5 separate regions of the Homo sapiens genome follow, and all the other regions are linked to region 3. The links are chromatin contacts, found by Hi-C or POLR2A ChIA-PET in ENCODE. All regions are on one chromosome and are shown on one strand. Each heading gives the region's core, a stretch centred on a gene start or an enhancer-like site at or near the end of the contact. The rest is flanking DNA. Distances are from core to core; before and after follow the strand shown.

The links. A loop is a pair of places that touch in the nucleus more often than their neighbours do. ChIA-PET counts read pairs that join two places held with the same protein, here RNA polymerase II (POLR2A). Pooled maps may share reads with other maps.
Region 1: a loop to region 3 is called in a map with no recorded cell type, with 12 times the contacts of the local background. The contact joins the promoter of PFN1 here to the promoter of KIAA0753 in region 3. A Hi-C loop is called at or near these places in 1 of 168 maps with a recorded cell type or tissue (naive thymus-derived CD4-positive, alpha-beta T cell), 4 of 37 single-sample maps with no recorded cell type and 9 of 50 pooled maps.
Region 2: a loop to region 3 is called in a map of ascending aorta, with 7 times the contacts of the local background. The contact joins the promoter of RABEP1 here to the promoter of KIAA0753 in region 3. A Hi-C loop is called at or near these places in 2 of 168 maps with a recorded cell type or tissue (K562 and ascending aorta) and 6 of 50 pooled maps. POLR2A ChIA-PET finds 5 or more read pairs at or near these places in 1 of 52 experiments (activated T-cell).
Region 4: a pooled map shows a loop between it and region 3 (6-fold over the local background). The contact joins the promoter of CNTROB here to the promoter of KIAA0753 in region 3. A Hi-C loop is called at or near these places in 7 of 50 pooled maps. POLR2A ChIA-PET finds 5 or more read pairs at or near these places in 2 of 52 experiments (T-cell and activated naive CD4-positive, alpha-beta T cell).
Region 5: a pooled map shows a loop between it and region 3 (9-fold over the local background). The contact joins the promoter of WRAP53 here to the promoter of KIAA0753 in region 3. A Hi-C loop is called at or near these places in 3 of 168 maps with a recorded cell type or tissue (B cell, CD8-positive, alpha-beta T cell and naive thymus-derived CD4-positive, alpha-beta T cell) and 10 of 50 pooled maps. POLR2A ChIA-PET finds 5 or more read pairs at or near these places in 1 of 52 experiments (naive thymus-derived CD4-positive, alpha-beta T cell).

Annotation. Positions count from the first base shown.
Region 1 is chr17:4,947,188-4,949,887 of GRCh38, forward strand. PFN1 (profilin 1) reads right to left here and starts at 1,343. Exons shown (of 3, transcript NM_005022.4): 1 at 1,076-1,343. The coding sequence starts at 1,207. It also overlaps a transcript of ENO3 not described here. RefSeq lists silencers at 613-842, 873-942, 1,213-1,552, 1,683-1,932, 2,393-2,700 and an enhancer at 2,133-2,302.
Region 2 is chr17:5,281,010-5,283,746 of GRCh38, forward strand. It overlaps RABEP1 (rabaptin, RAB GTPase binding effector protein 1), which reads left to right and starts at 1,275. Exons shown (of 18, transcript NM_004703.6): 1 at 1,275-1,511. The coding sequence starts at 1,478. RefSeq lists a silencer at 995-1,714.
Region 3 is chr17:6,639,445-6,642,144 of GRCh38, forward strand. It overlaps KIAA0753, which reads right to left and starts at 1,267. Exons shown (of 19, transcript NM_014804.3): 1 at 1,193-1,267. TXNDC17 (thioredoxin domain containing 17) reads left to right here and starts at 1,616. Exons shown (of 4, transcript NM_032731.4): 1 at 1,616-1,783; 2 at 2,309-2,390. The coding sequence starts at 1,639. LOC122526780 reads right to left here and starts at 872. Exons shown (of 1, transcript NM_001396008.1): 1 at 1-872. The coding sequence starts at 872. RefSeq lists enhancers at 794-1,675, 1,806-2,075, 2,276-2,335.
Region 4 is chr17:7,930,935-7,933,634 of GRCh38, forward strand. CNTROB (centrobin, centriole duplication and spindle assembly protein) reads left to right here and starts at 1,272. Exons shown (of 19, transcript NM_053051.5): 1 at 1,272-2,415. The coding sequence starts at 2,146. It overlaps TRAPPC1 (trafficking protein particle complex subunit 1), which reads right to left and starts at 1,012. Exons shown (of 4, transcript NM_021210.5): 1 at 797-1,012; 2 at 572-642; 3 at 77-215. The coding sequence starts at 895. RefSeq lists enhancers at 726-965, 1,306-1,355, 1,576-1,635, 1,666-1,955, 2,086-2,215 and a silencer at 2,143-2,320.
Region 5 is chr17:7,687,061-7,689,764 of GRCh38, forward strand. WRAP53 (WD repeat containing antisense to TP53) reads left to right here and starts at 1,417. Exons shown (of 11, transcript NM_001143992.2): 1 at 1,417-1,501; 2 at 1,588-2,019; 3 at 2,164-2,262; 4 at 2,530-2,641. The coding sequence starts at 1,589. TP53 (tumor protein p53) reads right to left here and starts at 430. Exons shown (of 11, transcript NM_000546.6): 1 at 317-430. RefSeq lists enhancers at 1-520, 1,319-1,368.

The DNA of each region.
Region 1 (2,700 bases), core at 93-2,592, 1.7 Mb before region 3:
GAGGGGAAGGGAGGGGGGCGGGCGAGGCAAGAGAAGCAACTTTGCCCTTATTTGGTCAAAGGTTCTGCAGGAGCTGTTAGGGCCCGGACGCCTGGGTCTCCAAGTAACCTAGAGTTTAGCTCCAGGTATCTCTGCTCTGAGATGAGGAAGCAGACCCCTGGGGGCTTTCCGGGAAAGTTGGAAAACTTTTGAAGGTGGACAGGGGCCAGACCCGGCAGGCCAGCTCTCGGGTCTAGGTACCCCGGGAACCTTTCCCCCCTCCCCCTTTCACCCCAAGCCCCCACATCCGGTCCCCTCCCGCCCGGAAACCCCCTTCCCCCCCCTTTTGAACTTCCGCTCCCCCTCCCCACTTCCGGGCAGTGTGGACAGGGAGATGGTGGTGGGAGCAGCGGTAGTAAACCAATATACTTTCGCTTATGCTGTCTCAGAACTTCTCACAAAGTTCCCCTGCTCCAGGCCCCGCCGGATGGCGGGAAGGGAGGGCGAGGGGACTTCCGGGATTGGCCTCGCAGGAATGTTGAATCCAACGTGCTGAGCTGGGGGGGCGTGTGGTGGCCTCGCCCTCTCTAACGGAGTTAGGAGGGGCCAGAAGCCCACAGAGGGTGGGCAAGGGACCAAGACCACGCGCCTGGGGCTCCCTTCCGCACCAGGAGAAACAATGGTAGAGGGACGCGGGCTGGCAGCCGGACGGGGAGCTGGGGGTCCAAGGATCCCCGGGTCCCCTCTCAATCCCAATCCCCAGTAAAAACTGAGGCGCGTCCCCGCCCCGCCCTGGGAGAGGCGGAAGTGGGCCGCCGCACCGGGCGCCGCGCCCCTCCCCGCCCTGTGCCCCGGATGTAACGCCCCGTCGCGGAAAGCGGGGTAGCGGGCGGGATGGGCGCCGCCGCCTGGGGCATAGGACCTACGGGCAACTGAGGGACCCACTCACGTGCAGCCGCCATTCGCGCCGCTTCCAGGGCAAGCACCCAGTCAGGGCCTCTCGCTGCGCGCCCTAGACCGCGCCCGCCCCCACCCAAGTCCCTCCCTCAGGGTCCAAACCGGAGCAGTGCCCCGGACCGCGCAGGCCTCGCAGTACCGTGATGTTGACGAACGTTTTCCCGGGGACGGCGGCCCAGACGGAGGGCGAGTCCTTGTAGCCCACGATGGCCGCGTCCTGACAGGTCCCGTCCGCCATGAGGTTGTCGATGTAGGCGTTCCACCCGGCCATGGCGCTGCTACTGGGGCTGCTCTCGGCGCTGCTGCTGGGGCCGCGGACTGGGCTCGAGCTGCCTCGGCTGGCGGGCGGGGGGAGGCGGAGAGCTCGGGGCACGCGCTGCCGTCCGGACCGCGGCTCCGCTCGCTGTGCAGCAGCCCTCGCACCGCCACTTCCTGCTCCTCCCCCCCCCCGCCCCGCTAGATTTTTATTTGCAAAGGACGGTAGGGGCGGGGCCTACTCCCCATTCCCTCCCTCCCCCACTCGCCAGCCCAGACACCGAACTTTGCAAATGCAATTTTAAAAATCCCTCCCCCTATTGCAAAATTTGCAGAGTTCGATGGAAAGCAATGCAGAAGGATGGGGGGTGGCGGGAGAGAGGTGAAGGGTAGGGTTTGCTCCAATTTGCACTGAATATAAACCAGACTTTGGTATCGGGGCAGGGAGTGAGCCAGAAGAAGGAAGGAAGGAGAAAGCAGGAGGAATTAGCAAGCTGCAAATTTAGCAAATTAAGGAGAGTTCGGGGAGCCCAGGGTTAAACGGGATGACTCCTCCTTCCCCCACCTCCGCCGAAGGGAAGGACCGGCGGGCGGCGGCGCGTGTGCCCGCGCCTGCGCCTGCGCCGGGGCCGGGAGTGCATGGGGCGGTCGGGGCCGGAGCCGGCTGCACGGGAGCGCGCCCGGCCCGACCCGTGTGGACCCTGCGGGAAAGGAAGGCGGGCTGGGGACGTGTCTCCCGCCTGGCGGAAGGGGCGGGGGCGAAGCCGTGCGCGCTGCCGCCTCACCACCCTTGATTTTACTTATTCAAGTAATAAGAAAGCAAAGAAGAGTTTGGCCAAATCCTCTAGTCGCTCTCATAGCTGAAGGCACCCACCGGGGCCACTTCTGTCCCCAGCGTCTTCTCGGGTCGTGCAGGTTGGGTTCACCAGGGCCCATTCTCAGTCTAGAGGATTGTCCCTTCTCTGGATCGGCTCTAGCCCAGGGCCTCACCCCACATCCCAGCCCCGCCCGCCCCAGGCAGGCAATGTCTGGATCACCGGCCGTGCCCCTTGGCCTGTGTCTGCAGAGGTCACAGAGCGCGGACACCCGCGGGGCTTAACAGGCGGGGCTATTTTTCGAGGCGGAAGAATACTCAAGTTGCAAGAGTGGCAACTTTTTCAAGAAGGGGAAAGTCCCACTTCGGGCCCTTTGGGTTTCTTCGCAGTCAGATGTGCGCTCACAGCCACCTGGGGAGGGCGGGACGGGCGGGACGGCCGTGCGGCGGCCGCGGTGAAACCGCCTCCTCCGACCCGCCGCCGAGGGCTGGGCGGCTTCCGGAGCCTGGGCTAGGGGCAAGGGGTCACCGAGCGCGGCCCGGGCGGAAAGGGGGTTGGTTTTCTCTCTCCTCCCGAGCGCGGCGCGCATCCCTGGCGTCCACGCCGAATCCCACAGTCCCCGACGCCCCTCGAGTCCGTGTTCCTCGACAGCCGCGCGGCTGAGTCACTGGCGGGCTCGGGCGGGGCCGCACCC
Region 2 (2,737 bases), core at 25-2,524, 1.4 Mb before region 3:
TGCCATAGAGAGAATGGATCTGGGAAAGAGACCACAGCTTCAGCCATCTGGAAAGGGAATTCTGGGGCCACAAGTATTCAGAACTTGGTCCTGAAGTGCCAAACCCTGTGGACTCCCTCATCCTGGGGTGGGATTGCTGGGTCTTAAAATGTACATAATTCCTGATGCTCCTCTCTGATTTCAAAATAGCTTTTTAGGCCGGGCGCGGTGGCTCACGCCTGTAATCCCAGCACTTTGGGAGGCTGAGGCAGGCGGATCACGAGGTCAAGGGTTTGAGACCAGCCTGACCAACATAGTGAAACCCCGTCTCTACTAAAAATACAAAAATTAGCCGGGTGTGGTGGCGTGCGCCTGTTGTCCCAGCTAGTCGGGAGGCTGAGGCAGGAGAATTGCTTGAACCCGGGAGGCAGAGGTTGCAGTGAGCCGAGATCGCACCATGGCACTCCAGCCTGGGTGTCAGAGTGAGACTCTATCTCCAAAAAAAAAAAAAAAGCTTTTTAAACTACCTCCTTGGCATGGGGCACTCCAGGTGTCGAAATCAGACGGGGAGTGGTGATTAGAGGGGAGTTCCTAAAGTATAGGGCCCAGGGGCCCAAGTATAAGGGCCACACTTTGTGTATATGATTTCTCCTTTCCTGCCATGAGTGCAGGGTCTGTACCTGGCTGTATCTCCAGCATCTATCACGACTGAAAACCCAAACGTATTTGCTGAATGGATAGTATACTGGCCTCTGCACCAGAAGACCTGGGGTCCAGGCCCAGTACTGTCGGAAACAGTTCTTCATACTTTATTACCTCGTTTAAACTTTTCTTAGCCATTATATTGATAAAAATTCCAAGAGGTGAAGTGACTCTCCCAAGGTCGCAAAGCTAGAAGAGGTAGAGGCTGGAACTGCACCCCGCCATCGGTCCTCCTCTCTTACTCATTTTTTTTTTTCCCCTCACTGTGCTGGGGTGGAGAACCGGGACCGGCACCTTCGAGAGGCCAGGCCTCTGCTGCAGCCCCTCTTCTCCAGCTCCGCTCGGCACTCAGCCTCCCCGCGCCGCTGGGTCAGGCGCCCAGCTCCGCCGAAACCCTCCCCTCCCGCCGCGCTCCCTCCGCGCTCCCTCCGCGCTCCCTCCGCGCTCCCTCCGCGCTCCCTCCGCGCTCCCTCCGCGCTCCCTCCGCGCTCCCTCCGCGCTCCCTCCGCGCTCCCGAGGCCCCGCCCCTCCCCTCGGGCCAACGTCACGTGCCGCCCCATCCCCCTGCGCCTGCGCACTGCTTATTTCCCGCTGTCAGGATGAGGAGGCGGAGGTCGGCGGTCGGGTCCGTCTCTGCCCGCGGCTGTGGCGGCGCCGGCGGATCCAGCCTTAGCGGTTTCTCTCTGGGCGGCGGCGGCGGCGGCTCGGTTGACGCCTCCTCCGCCAGCTGAGCCCGCGGGAGCCCAGGACGCCGCTTCCCCGCCCATCCCCGCTCCCCGAGGCCGGCCGCCTGGTCATGGCGCAGCCGGGCCCGGCTTCCCAGCCTGACGGTGAGGCGCCCACCATGGCAGGCGCGGCGGGCGCGGCCTGCCCGGCGTCGGCGTCGCGGGAGGATTTCGGGGCGGGCAGGCGGCGGCAAGGGCGCGCGCAGGCCCCGGGGGTGACCCCGCCGGGCGGAGGCGGGGGCGCGCGGGCTGCGGCGCGCGAGGGCGGCGCGGGCGCCCCGGCTGCCGTCGCTGGGGAGGGGGCGGGAGGCGCGGGTGCAGCGCTTGCGGGAGGGCAGAGGGAAGGGCGTGGGGAGGCTGCTGGGTAGCGTGGGGTAGTGTGGGGAGGGAGCGGTTCTGGGTAGCGGGGGACCGGCACGTGGGTTCTGCCCGTGGGGGAGGATGGAAATCGGGAACATGTGCTATATTCGTTAAAGAAAAAAAATCTTAGCTTAGGTAGTGTACCCTCCCTGCCGCCCCAATCCTTGCTATAGAACTCTTTGCACCCAGTTATGTGACCTGAAAGTAGTTGTGTACAGTAACTGGATTTAGTAGCATTCCCTGAATGGCAGTGTGGCTTAATGGTTAAGTGTTGGGGCCTGGGAGTCTAGAGGACCTGTATTCTTAACCAGCAAGCTCTGGGCTCATTTCTTAGCCTCGTTGAGCCTCAGTATTCTCACCCACGAATTAACCAAGAGGTTAATTCATGCCTTTATATTTTATCTATAAAAATAGCAACACGAATGTGTATATACAATAATAGTATTATGGAGGTATTAGGAATAATGAGAATAGTGTTTGAGAATGCTGAGGCCTACTTGCACTACTTGAAGATATTTGCTTGTGGAACTAAAAAAAAAAAAGTGAAGTCGAAGAAATGTGTCATTTATATTCTTGGAAGGAAAAAAGGGCCCCATCCTAAATAATCAAAGTTGGTTGTCAGAGCCCTTCGTGACCTTCTGGGAAATTGGACTAAGCTGTGCTTCACAGATTGACTACATGGTTCCAGGTTTTACCACCTAGAATAGATGTTTGGAAATAGTGTGCTTGGGCTTTTCCAAGGTCCCACTGTATCTAGTTGTGAAAGTACTTTCTGGTGTATTTCTATAATCAGCGTGTGTGCTTAGCATCTTTAAGTGTGAGTAGAGTAGAATGTTGGGAAAAGGGGCTTGGTACGGAGTAGGTACTTTAAAACTTGGCTTTCCTTGGGGTTGTCTCAAAATAACCTTTCGTGAAACCCTTACTTTTTATTTTTGCCTTTGGGGAACTTGAAACCATGTTATCAGATTTTA
Region 3 (2,700 bases), core at 17-2,516:
GTCTCAGGAACCCCCACAGCTTCTCCCCTCCACAGGTGCGGGGCCATTTCAGAACTTGACGCCAAAGCCCCAGGCACACTCGCAGGAGGCACCCTCCCAGCCTGTCCCTGTCCACAGAAGCCTAAGGCTCTCTCGTAAGCTGCCCCTAAGCCCAGAGCTGTGGGCCCTGAGGGGGCCCGAGGGATCCCCCTTGCCTGTTCCTTCACCCAGGGCCCTGTAAGACCGCCGCGGCTTGTCTCTACCCAGGAAGCTCGGCCAGGAACACCCCTTTCGACAGGTCCCTCTCCTGCAGGCACGGGATGGAGCTCGACTCTACTTCCTTCCCCACATCCCGAGGCGGCCCTCATAGCCTGCACCTTCAGCCACAGGTGCAGAATGCTCTCATGGCCCAGAGATCCCGGGCGACCTTTTCTCTCGCAGCCCCGGGGACTTCTATCTTCGGTCTCCTCCTCCCCAGACCCGGTCACCCACACAGCCCCGGCAAGCCCCACCACCTCGGGCTCCCCCACAGCCCCGTTCACCCACACAGCCCCAGGGTCCCTTGCAGCCTCGATGGAGCCTGGGGTCCCAGGAGCTCCCAAAGCCTCATTCGCCCCGGCGGCGTCGGCTGTCTCCGCCGCTTGTCTCGTCCCCCATGGCCGCTGACGGCCCTGTGGCCTTTCTGCACTCACACAGCGCGTCTCCCACTCCGAGGGCTTCGCCCGGCGCCTTGCTCCACGGCCTCGGGACGTCCCTGCGCCCCGTCTCTTCCCCCACGGCCGCCGAACCCCCCGCCCCGACCTGCTGGGCCCCACGCAGCGACCCGGCATCTTAGCCGCCTGCTCTCCCCGGCGCAGCCTGGGCAAGGCCCCACGGCGAGTCTCCCGGCTCATAGCTCCAGGGCAGTTCCCTTCCTCCCTACCGCGGCCCTGGGGGATGTCTTAGCACCTCGCTCCCTAAGCTGCTCCACACACGCACTCACACACTCCGCTCCGGCCTTGCAGCCTTTCTCCCTCCGAGCCCCTCACCCATCCCACCCCCGCCCAGTCTCGGGAACCCGCCCCCAGTCCCAGGCCCCCGTAAAGCCTAGACGGCAGAAAAGGTAACTGGGGGGACAAAGCAACAAAGGCTTTCCGAGTCAGATCTCCTCTCCCCCAAGTCCATGACTCTATGCGGCTTCCCAGAATCCCCCCCAGCCCCGGCCCGAGCCCACCTGGCCTAGGGTGAGGCGCGGCTACTGGGAGGCGGGCAACGGGGGCCCCCAACAAGGCCGCGCTTCCGGCCGCCTGCCCAGTCGCCATAGCAACAGGCGCAGGGCGGCTTGGGAGCCTTTGAGGCCCTGAACTATTTAAGGATCCAGGTGTTGCAAGGCGGTAAGTTTTGCAGCCAGTGTCCATGAGGTCGGGGCTGGGACTAGATTAGGGTAGATCTAAGCCTGGGCTTGGGAGTGCAGCTAGCGCAGAAAGATCTGAGGAACTAGAGCAAAAAGCCATGCGGATGGATTGTGGTCGTCAGAGGCTCCCGTAGTCTTTAGCGGCGCTGGCTTCCGCAGGCTCCGCCCTCTCTTGCCCACCCGGAAACAGCCTCGCCCCGCCTACGCGGGACCCAACCGCGGCGACCGGACGTGCACTCCTCCAGTAGCGGCTGCACGTCGTGCCAATGGCCCGCTATGAGGAGGTGAGCGTGTCCGGCTTCGAGGAGTTCCACCGGGCCGTGGAACAGCACAATGGCAAGACCATTTTCGCCTACTTTACGGGTTCTAAGGACGCCGGGGGGAAAAGCTGGTGCCCCGACTGCGTGCAGGGTGAGGCCGGGATTCGGGGGCTGCTGTCCAATGGAAATGGCAGGAAGGTCGAGCCTACGGCCAGAAGGGGGGCTTAGCGGAGGCAGAGTCTTGGTTCCAGACATCCGCGGAGCAATCTGAGCTGTCCCCAAGTCTCCTTCTATTAAATCCTACCCCGCCCTGCCAAGAGCGCTCTTCCTTTTACCACCTTACCCGGATGATCTTGGAATCTAGTTCCTTAAAACTTCTCACTCCCCCAGTACCATTAGTGTCTTACAGGATACGTGAGTTGGTCAGCAAATACATGTGCTTTCCATTGTTACGGGCGCGGTGGTGCAGGGGCAAATCGGGACTGGGATTTGGTCCTTACCCTTAACGTGGCTCTAAGACCAGAAGGGAACACCTGACTTGTGTTGACCTCTTCAGTTAGCTGCAGGTTAAAGTCTGAGTGCTTACCAAGACTGGGGGAAGGGGGAAAGAACACAGTTTATACGTGCCTGATTGTAGAGTTGACGTGCGATTATTTTATCTCAACTTTTTTTAAAGCTGAACCAGTCGTACGAGAGGGGCTGAAGCACATTAGTGAAGGATGTGTGTTCATCTACTGCCAAGTAGGAGAAAAGCCTTAGTAAGTGGCAATGTATAATCTACCTCGCAGACGTGCACAAATTGCATACTTAGGCGGGAAGGGCCTCAGGGACTTACTTACCCAGTTTGTCTTACAAGGTAATGTCTGACAAGTTAAACAATTAGAAGCTATTAAATACAAATTTAAAATGCCCACCTGAATTAAGTAAGGGTAATTCAACGAATTTGGTCTGGTGTAAGCCCAGAACTTAGCTGGCTTTACTTTTATATCTTAGTCACACTTTGAAACTTTGCACAGGGTAATTAGTAGATTAAGCCATAGTCCGCAAGGTTTTTTAAGTGTTTGCAAG
Region 4 (2,700 bases), core at 22-2,521, 1.3 Mb after region 3:
ATTGGGGCAGGGGAGATGAGGGAGTCTTGGGGTTCTGAAGAGCTCTGGGGGATGGGTCCCTGGGGCTGGCACTGACCGCACTGTAGATGTGGTGCAGCACATCTCGGATGGGTCCCACGCCCAAGTCAGTATTCATGACAACTTTGATCCCAGTGGGCGTCTCGTAGTAATGGAGTTTGTAACGGCTAGTTTGGAAGGCCAGGAAGCCATCCTTCCTGCAGAGATGAGGAGGGTGTTAAAGAATGGGAGCAGAATCTCTCCCAAAGAGACACTTCTGATCCCCGCAAACATCGACTCCCTCTTTATCTAAACATATCCTTTGTAGAAGCCTGGTTGAGTAAAGACATCGCCCATCGTCACCCCTCAATTTAGCCCCCACCAACTTCTCTACTTTCAGACCCTCCCCACCCCCACTCCTGCCAGCTCCAGCACTCTCGCTCCGGACTCAGCCTCTCTTAAGTACCCTTTCCCCCCTCTGGAGGCCAATGCTCCTTCCACTTCAGAAAGTTTCCCCCATCCCCAAATTCCCAAGGCTAGCCCTCCTCCCAACATCTTCTCTGACTCCGCGTACATGTCTAGCGGGGACATCTTGCTGACAAACGAGCGGATAGAGAAGAGCATCCCGTACATCAGCTTATACTCCTGGAGGGAGAGGGGCAGAGTTAGCTCTCGGTTGATGCGGGAGATGGGGTGGGGGGTGGGAACGAGCTGGGGTTTGGAGAGGAGGGGCTGGGTTGGGACTATAGGTGTTTGGAGATGAGAGGTCGCCCGGGCTGCACCGGGGCCCTCTCGTCACCTCCTCCTTGGGAATCCCTGCTTGCTTCTTGCGGTGCCATTCGCTGTAGTGCAGACACACTCCATTCCGGTCAAACAGGTACAGGTTGTGGACAGTCATCTGCAGGGCAGGGAGTGTGAGCCTCGCTCCGGGGCCGCCCCCACTCCTTGGGCTCGGGTTCCCGGACCCACAGCCTTCCAACCAGGTGGGGACCCCACCCACGGACTCACCGGAACTGCTCCGAGTGCCCGTCAAGAGTTACTTCCGGTTTCCACGGAGCTCCGCCCCTTAGGGGGGTTCTCGCTCGGCCGCGGCTGGGCATTAACTCCGCTCCAGTGCTGCTTGTCAGACTCCGCCTCCCTCCCTCAGCCAATCTGTGGCCACCGGAGCCGCGCACGCGCGGCCAGGCGCTCGGGATACAGAAGTGATGTGAGTGTCTGCGAGCGTGGTCTCGCGGGCGGGTGACGTCATCGAGGCGAGAGAGGCGGAGCCGTGGACAGTGGGCGGGAGGCTGCCAACGGTTTTGAGCGTAGGGGGAGGCGTGAGAGGGGGATCTCAGGGGAGGAGGTCAATCGCTTGCCCCCCACTTTGGCAAATTGGGGACTGAGGACTGGAAGGGTGGAGAGTAGGCGGAACCAGGTGGTCGTCGGGGCAGAGGATCTCGGGCTAGGCTTGAGGGCGGCGTGCTTCTTAGGGACGACTTAGGGCGTGACTGAGGGTTCACAAGGTTTCTTTTGGGGTGGTCGGGAGGGAGAGATTCTAGGGAACAAGGAAGCTCGCTATGGCTTTCTTGCCAGGAGGGGTCGAAGGGAAAGTACAAGGGAGCTGGAGCTGACCCTGGGTAGAACGGGTGAAGGGATGGGGGAGCGTGAGGTTCCGCCCTCTCTTGAGACTGGAACCAATTGAGGGACTAGTAGGGCAGGGGGACAGAAATTGGGCTCCTAGTGGATTTGGGTCCGTTTCCGTTGGGACGTTTTGGGTGTGAGAACTTAAGAGCTCAGTTGACCGGGGATAGCCTGTGCCGGAGTTGATCTGCAGCTTCCAGCACTCGTAGTCGGGAAGAGGAGCTTCAGCAGCGCTGTTGTCCCACAGTAGGTCTTCTGTCCGCACCCGCTCTGCGCTGCACCCTCTTAACGCTGTTCCCAGGAGCTGGGGAAAGGGATGCTTTTGCCCACTCCCATGGCCCCTGGAACTGGTGGAAACCTTTCCTCTAACCAGAAAGCCTCGATATCCTTAATTCACCAAGGATCCTTGGCGTGGAGTCTTCCTCCCTTCTCCCAAGTCTTTCTCCGTGAACTTTTCCTCCTGGACTTTGCTAAAGCAGAACCTCCCAGCTCTTTGCTGTCTCCGGTTGTCTCTTCCCTGTATTCATGGCAACATCAGCTGACAGCCCCAGTTCACCCCTCGGGGCGGAGGATCTCCTGAGTGATTCATCAGAACCCCCTGGGCTCAACCAAGTGTCGTCTGAAGTGACCTCCCAGCTCTATGCTTCTTTGCGCCTCAGCCGGCAGGCGGAGGCCACGGCCCGAGCCCAGCTGTATTTACCCTCCACCTCCCCGCCTCATGAAGGGTTAGACGGCTTCGCCCAAGAATTGAGTCGAAGCTTGTCAGTCGGATTGGAAAAGAACTTGAAGAAAAAGGTGAGGGAAGTGTGTCTTGGAGACCACTGTGGCACTAGACACCAGAGAGTCTTGGGATTGGGGTTGGTAAAAATAAAAAGCTTTGATGAGATTTGAACTCTTCCTGTTGGATTTCATATTCCTTTTAACTGCATAGGCAGCCATGCTTATAAGGGAGGGAGTGACCTGGGACACCATAATTTGAAAATTATGAAACTTCCCAGTGTTTTTTTGTGAGAGACATCTCTGCTCCGAGTAGATAGAGCAAACCTATGGGGTAGGTTGGTGAGCTATTTCCCGTGCACT
Region 5 (2,704 bases), core at 167-2,666, 1.0 Mb after region 3:
TACGCCCAGCACCGGGTGGATGTGCAAAGAAGTACGCTTTAGGCCGGCTCAAGGTTCCCCAAAGCTCCACTCCTCTGCCTAGGCGTTCAACTTTGAGTTCGGATGGTCCTAACATCCCCATCATCTACACCCAGGTCTCCCAACAATGCAACTCCTATGATGATCCCTCTAGCCAAGCTTCCATCCCACTCACCCCCAAACTCGCTAAGTCCCCACTGCCCCACCCCCAGCCCCAGCGATTTTCCCGAGCTGAAAATACACGGAGCCGAGAGCCCGTGACTCAGAGAGGACTCATCAAGTTCAGTCAGGAGCTTACCCAATCCAGGGAAGCGTGTCACCGTCGTGGAAAGCACGCTCCCAGCCCGAACGCAAAGTGTCCCCGGAGCCCAGCAGCTACCTGCTCCCTGGACGGTGGCTCTAGACTTTTGAGAAGCTCAAAACTTTTAGCGCCAGTCTTGAGCACATGGGAGGGGAAAACCCCAATCCCATCAACCCCTGCGAGGCTCCTGGCACAAAGCTGGACAGTCGCCATGACAAGTAAGGGCAAGTAATCCGCCTGCCGGAGGAAGCAAAGGAAATGGAGTTGGGGAGGAGGGTGCAGAGTCAGGATTCTCGCCGACCTGGTGCCGTAGATACTAACATTTTGGGGTGGAAAATTCTGCAAGCCAGAGCTGTGAGGGCAGAATTGGTGGAAATCATTTTGGAGGAATCCTGCATTGTGTCAAATATGAAGGGTGGAAGGAAGAAAGCTTTTGCGTTTGCTCTCAGCTGGATCCTTTCTTCTCATCAGTTAAAATGTCATTTTTTAGGAAGGCTTTCCGTAATATCACACCCTAACGTTTTCTCCCAGATACTTTATATCACACCATCTTATTTAATCTCCTTCACAACCCTTATCACTCTGATAAGATTTATTTGTTCATTGCTTTCAGTACATGGAAACGTAAGCCTTATGAGGATATAGAATTTTTCTACTATCTTATTCATTGTTGTATTCCTGAGTGCCTATATCAGTGCTGGGTAGCAAGTAAGAGCTCGATAATAAATATTTTTTGAATGAGGGAGACAGGTCTGAAGCCTGGAGAATGAGATGCAGAAGAGGTGCAAGACCTGCTGCGCCCTCTGCAGGCGGCGGGGGGGCGGTGCAGGTGCTTTAAGAATTACCGCGGGACTCGGTAGGGGGAGCGTAGGCGCTTCTCGCCAAGATAGAAGCGTTCAGACTACAACTCCCAGCAGCCACGAGGAGCCCTAGGGCTTGATGGGAACGGGAAACCTTCTAACCTTTCACGTCCCGGCTCCGCGGGTTCCGTGGGTCGCCCGCGAAATCTGATCCGGGATGCGGCGGCCCAATCGGAAGGTGGACCGAAATCCCGCGACAGCAAGAGGCCCGTAGCGACCCGCGGTGCTAAGGAACACAGTGCTTTCAAAAGAATTGGCGTCCGCTGTTCGCCTCTCCTCCCGGGAGTCTTCTGCCTACTCCCAGAAGAGGAGGGAAGCACAGGTGGGTTTCTTTAGCTCTGCGTCGGATCCCTGAGAACTTCGAAGCCATCCTGGCTGAGGCTAATCTCCGCTGTGCTTCCTCTGCAGTATGAAGACTTTGGAGACTCAACCGTTAGCTCCGGACTGCTGTCCTTCAGACCAGGACCCAGCTCCAGCCCATCCTTCTCCCCACGCTTCCCCGATGAATAAAAATGCGGACTCTGAACTGATGCCACCGCCTCCCGAAAGGGGGGATCCGCCCCGGTTGTCCCCAGATCCTGTGGCTGGCTCAGCTGTGTCCCAGGAGCTACGGGAGGGGGACCCAGTTTCTCTCTCCACTCCCCTGGAAACAGAGTTTGGTTCCCCTAGTGAGTTGAGTCCTCGAATCGAGGAGCAAGAACTTTCTGAAAATACAAGCCTTCCTGCAGAAGAAGCAAACGGGAGCCTTTCTGAAGAAGAAGCGAACGGGCCAGAGTTGGGGTCTGGAAAAGCCATGGAAGATACCTCTGGGGAACCCGCTGCAGAGGACGAGGGAGACACGTAAGTGGTGATGGCAGTGGAGTGTGGAGTCTGGGGAGATGAAGTGTGAGGTCGATCTGTCCTCTGGTCCTGAGACCCACTTCTCCAGGCCTCTGCCCCCTTTGCTTGGCGACCCAGGTTTATTGTCCCCCATCTTCCTTTCAGCGCTTGGAACTACAGCTTCTCCCAGCTGCCTCGATTTCTCAGTGGTTCCTGGTCAGAGTTCAGCACCCAACCTGAGAACTTCTTGAAAGGCTGTAAGTGGTAAGGATAACAACGGGGCAGGGAGCTGACCACCCCCGAGATTTTCACTGTAAAACAGTCCAGTTTTCTAGGAGAGGGATGCCCCAGAGCTGGGAGAAGCGGCACGTAGCCCTTTTAGACTGAGCTTACATTTTATCTAGCAGTTTGTGTCTTCTACTTCCCTCAAGGATTCAGGGGGGCTTACCTACCCCAGAGGCAGGCTCAGCCCTAGCCCTACACTTGAAAAGCATAGGTCTGGCCAGCTTTCTAACTCTCCCCTGTTTCTAGGGCTCCTGACGGTTCCTGCATCTTGACCAATAGTGCTGATAACATCTTGCGAATTTATAACCTGCCCCCAGAGCTGTACCATGAGGGGGAGCAGGTGGAATATGCAGAAATGGTAAGGACTGGGGCTAACTGCCTCTTCATCAATGCTGCACATTTAAGTCCTTCGTGGAGATGG